2 separate regions of the Mus musculus genome follow, and region 2 is linked to region 1. A link is a loop called in an ENCODE intact Hi-C map of the cell type or tissue named here. Cell type or tissue: left cerebral cortex. All regions are shown on one strand.

The links. Peaks named below come from ENCODE experiments on the same cell type or tissue, not always from the same donor. Only the 100,000 strongest peaks of a DNase experiment are listed, where the experiment ranks them.
Region 2: it touches region 1 in a loop (3.0-fold over the local background); 4 of 42 quality-filtered maps call a loop at or near these places.

What each region holds. Positions count from the first base shown.
Region 1 is chr5:66,384,617-66,387,116 of GRCm38, reverse strand. All of the region lies in intron 9 of Apbb2 (amyloid beta (A4) precursor protein-binding, family B, member 2), which reads left to right. Among named protein-coding and RNA genes, the nearest start is that of Gm52775, 120 kb to the left of the region's middle. In left cerebral cortex, a CTCF peak has its summit at 1,247; DNase peaks (open chromatin) are centred at 1,267 and 2,213.
Region 2 is chr5:67,008,405-67,010,904 of GRCm38, reverse strand. All of the region lies in intron 13 of Limch1 (LIM and calponin homology domains 1), which reads right to left. Among named protein-coding and RNA genes, the nearest start is that of Gm33040, 10 kb to the right of the region's middle. In left cerebral cortex, no CTCF peak of the experiment used is centred here; a DNase peak (open chromatin) is centred at 1,487.

The sequences.
Region 1 (2,500 bases):
ATCTCACAGTGTGCTCATCTGGTAGCTGGTGGAAATAAGAAGTCTTCAACCCTGTGCACATGACTCCCAAACCTCTTGTTCCAAGCCACTGTTTCCCCAGGCTTAAGGTCGCTTTGGCTGTCTATCTAGATGGGGTTAAGGTAGCAGAGTTGCCAAGGGTGGGTGTGAGTTCTGGAACTGGGAGGTCATTGCCTAAAGATGGATTCTTCTGGACTCCTATGGCCCAGTGCTTTGTGGCATGCTGGCCTTGGCAAGGTTGATATGATCGTCACACTGCTGAGGACAAAGGCTCACATTAATGAGTCCAGGAGCCACACAGATGCAGATGCAACAGGCCTACAGAGAACACTGAGTAGGTGACACTGTTGGGTTTGAAACTTATATCAAAATAAGACATGATTTTGCGGTGTCTTCTGCAGGGACATAAGCATAGTTCATCACTGCAGTACTTTCCATTGCTTATGTCCGTTTGCAGTTAGTGCCTGGTCCGCTCAGCCATTTTATTATCCAGGCACTGGATCTTATGAGGGCTTTTCTTGTTCTGTTCTTGCTACACCCAGCCCCACATGGAGAAAGGAAGGAAGGAGTGAGGCTAGTCGGGGCTGGGTATGCTTGACAGCGTAACTCTCCAGCAAACGGGATAGGAGTGCAAGGTTCTAATATTCCTCTTGAGATTTATTTATCCGAGCCTTCCCTTGGTTCCTATTAGCATAAATTTCCATGAAGTAATTCTATTAGCTAGCAATTCACTAGATTAACCCTAAGAGATAAACAGGAAATCGCAGGGAGCGTCTTCTCTCATTCAGATCTGTTTCTGATCTGCAACAAATGCACTTTCATGCCTTCGCATTTCTGTGGGATGTTATAGCTGCGTGTAGTAGTCCGTGCCATTGAAAACGACTTTGTTTTCTTCAGAAATTCTGAACTATGAGAAACTCTTGGATTTGATTTGCATGGTTGATTCATTCTCTGGGTGGGGGAAAAAAGAAAGAAAGAAAACATTTGTAAAATGATTAATGCCAAGGGAGCAAACATACTTAGCATTCAGTGTGATGGCTAAGACTCTGGCTGGACCTGGCCCGCTCAAGATTTGCTTCTTATTTACTGTGTGGCTTTGGGATCTCGTCCTCTGTATTACATAATAAACTGCTCCAGAACTTGGTAACTGGAAACAGTTTCATTTTCCTCATGACTTGGAGTTTGGGAGTTTGTGCAGAATTCAGCCACACAGCAGTGCAGTTCCTCTGTGATCCACTAGTAGGCAGCAGGACCTGGAAGATCTGCATCTAGAGCAGCCCTTCCCCGGACTCATCCTCCAGGGCCCACTCTGTGTTGCTTGGGCTTTTAGCAGTACAGTTCACTGGGCAGGAAAGACAGGAAGCCAAAGCTACCAGGTGAGAGCAGGCTTTTCTTGGAAATGGTACCACTATCTTCTATTAGTCAAAACAGAACTCGACTAATTCAGGAGGTAGAGAAATGGACTCTTGAGAGCTGAGCAAGGTCACAGAACAGGAAGTGTATGGAAAGCTTTATTGCAGCCAGTTCTGAGAGAGAGAGAAACCATCCCTGGCATCAGCCAGTCAAAGAGAATGCCCTTTGTCAAGGGGAGTGCGTATCTGCGTGACTCAGTCAAGAAGCCAGGCCCCGAACCCGGGGCAAATGTGCCAAGTCCTGGGAATAAGATAGAGCCACCGAGGCATGGCTTCAGGGTGGGAATTCATGGAGGGAATAGTAAGATCTTTTCTCGTCCCTAGGAAGGAAGAGCCCAGTGTTCTGCTTGGGTGTAGTTGGCCACAGAATACCAAGGCACAAAGCCTGGCTGCCCAGCTTAACCCTGCATGGTGTGTTCCACCTCCCCCACCCTCACTCCCAACTCCCCCAGCCCACAGCAGGGCTGACATGTGCATCATTGGCTAGAACTTATTCCCCTCTCAGCCCAGGGGACAGAGTTTTGTATTTCTAAAGCTGTTTCCTTTCCTTTATTTGCCAACATGGCTGAGCATAATACTGAAGTCCTGGCAGAAGCCCGGCTTCTTTCCCCCCAGTTAATTTCTGGTCACTTGTCCAAGTGAGTCACCCGGGAACCGGCTGCTGTGAGTCTCTGAATTTTAAAGGATGCTGCTGGGACAAGAGATGTCATTATCAACAATTAGTGGCTGGGCCTGGTGGTAGATGCCCTGAATAGGCTAACTAAAGGACAGGCAAGTCTTGTCCTCTTCCCTGTAGGAGCTCTGTAGGAGTCAGAGTGAGTCATAGCTGTTAACAGTGCATGGGTGGCTATGCAGAGAGTGGACCAGCAGGTGCTCGAACCTGGCCCCATAGGATTCTGGAAAGGAACTTTGGGTGATGGACACTCTGAGACATTCACAGCCTGCTTAGATACAAAAGTAATTCACTCGTCCAGCAGGGCTGGGCTCTTCAGGGAGGGTCTCCAGAATGCAGATGTCTTTCCATAGCTCCCCACAAAAGATGCAACATGTCTCCAGCTCTGTTTCCTCGG
Region 2 (2,500 bases), 620 kb before region 1:
GTGTTCAATTTATCTCCTCTGGCACATATCATCTTGAAATTGCTAAACAATTTTTATATACAGATATACGTTAGTATTTAATAGATTTTCATTTCAAGAACATTAATCTACCAACCTTAAGATGACTTCTGGTTGGGGAAAAACACTTTCCTGTCGACATTTGACAGGAATCTGCAGTTGGTGTCAACTGCGAGGCAAACAGCGCCTACCCGGATGCCTTTGTCCTGCCCTCACTGAGAAGCAGAAGGAGCAAGAAAGATCTGATTGTTCCCCTGGGTCAGAAAACAGAAGGAAACTGCTGATTTTTTTTTTTTTTTGAGGAGGGCCACAAGCTTGTTGAAGACAAGGGACAAACAGCCCCACCTCATCACTCAGTCTGAGAAAAGCTCACAGAGTGCTTGAGGTACCCAAGAGCCGGGCTTGGCTCATCACACAAGAACTGCCATCGACCACTGGGGGCTCCGACATTGGGGATGAGTGACTGTGTGAGAGAAGTTTGGTCAGTCTTCATGAAATGGAGTGACCGGGGGTCTCTGTGCCTGGAGAGTGGAATCTTGGAAGCCCAGGTGGTAGAAGAGAGCCAAGACTGGAGAACACAACAGATACAGAAAGAGCCAGGGGAAGAAATAAGCGATAGAGTCTCCTAGAAAGAGCTGTTGACAGCTGCCTGACTTTTAGGGAATGAACTGGACTGACGGACACCAGCAGCTGGGAGAAGACAAAAAAATCCATCTCATACATATAAAATTCACATCTGCTCAAAATGGTAATTTCGATAATCTTATGTAAATTCCCCAAATCTTTATATTTCTCCCTATTTTGTATTTCTAGGGGGAAAATGTACTATTTTACCTTGTACTTGATTATGGTAATACAAAAAATAAGGGCTCCTGTGGGCTACAAGTCACCTGGACACCAAGCTAAGTGCTTGGCAGATGTGCAATCTCACAGTAACTATCTGGCATGTATTAGTCTAGGTAATAGTGCTCCAGTACTTACTTCTATACACAAACTGAAGTCAGACACTTACTTAACCATGTTCAGGCCGTGTTTGGCCTACTGCATGGAGTTCTTGAGGTAATTTGGGAGAGGGTCATTTTCAGACCACCAAGCAGGGAGGAGATCCAAATGCAAGCGTGACTGACAACGGCGGACAGAAACCGCCAGCACCACCGTGGAGATAGCTTTGAGGGAGACTGCACTAGCCAAGTCTCTTGTTGTGGTAAAAATACAGGGTGAAAGCAACATAAGGGAGGGAGGCTGCCTTGGGCTCTTGGTTCAAGGGGATACAGTCCGTCATGGCAGCAGGAGCACGAGGGTGCTGGCCACACTGCGTCTGCTGTCGGAAAGAAGAGATGGACGCTGGTGCTCAGCTCCCATTCTCCCTGTTCCTCAGACTATTTGATGATGCCATCCACGTTTAGAGTGGGTCTTCCCACCTCGGTGGTTAACCCAGCCGAGACACGCTCGGAGGCTTGTCTCCTAGGCAACTCCAGAGTCTATCCAACTGACAGTCAACACTGAATATCATGAAGATGGAAGTGCGACTTTCAATAGGCTACAAACATAGAATCGGTTCATCTTCAGCTCAGGGAAACATCTGAATCTCTTCCCAACCCTCTAGTCTAGGATGCTGTATGTGCATTACAACAGGATCTTCTAACATAAGCCAGCATTCTAAAATGCAAGGTGCTAGGTTTTTATTGGGCTTCTAACACACACACACACACACACACACACACACACACAGAGAGAGAGAGAGAGAGAGAGAGAGAGAGAGAGAGAGAGAGAGAGAGAGAGAGAGAGAAGATGTGGAGAGATCTCACAAGTATCAGGGAGGGAAGGGAACCGGTGTCTCTGTCTGGAAAGGACAGCATCTAGTCTGCAATACCACGTGGCGTCTCCCTTGCACTCCTTTCACTTTCATATCCCCACTGTGTGGAACAGCTGCATCTGTCCCCCAGGTCAATCAAATATCCACAGTGAAGGTCAGGCTTCAAACTCCACATCCCACACAAAACTTTCCCATACTGCATTCTAGCTACATTGGTCTTACCTAATCTTTGTCATCTCATATTCCTCTGATGTCCTTAGCCTATAACCTAGCATTTCGTTACATATTGTTTGATATACTTCTCTGGCTTAATATATAAATGAAATCTCAGGAAGTTTGCTTCTTTTTATATTTTAAGCATTTGTACCCAGAATGTGTCTTCACTCATTCCTCAGTGAGCAGGCACGCAGTTGCATGGTGGTCACTATTATAATCCTATTCTTACAGAGCTGAGCCTATCAGGAGGATTTAGAATGGGATGGTTTATGTGGATACAACCTAAGTATCGCAATAGATCTGAGTTCAGTTCCAACCTATGTATAAAGGAAGAGAACCATGGTTTCAGCAGCATCCCGTGAGAAAGGTGAAGTAGAAGAAAACTGAAAGAGGTGGCATGTCATCATGTGCCCACATCAGCCCAGGAGGCCACCACTCCCACTTCAGAGC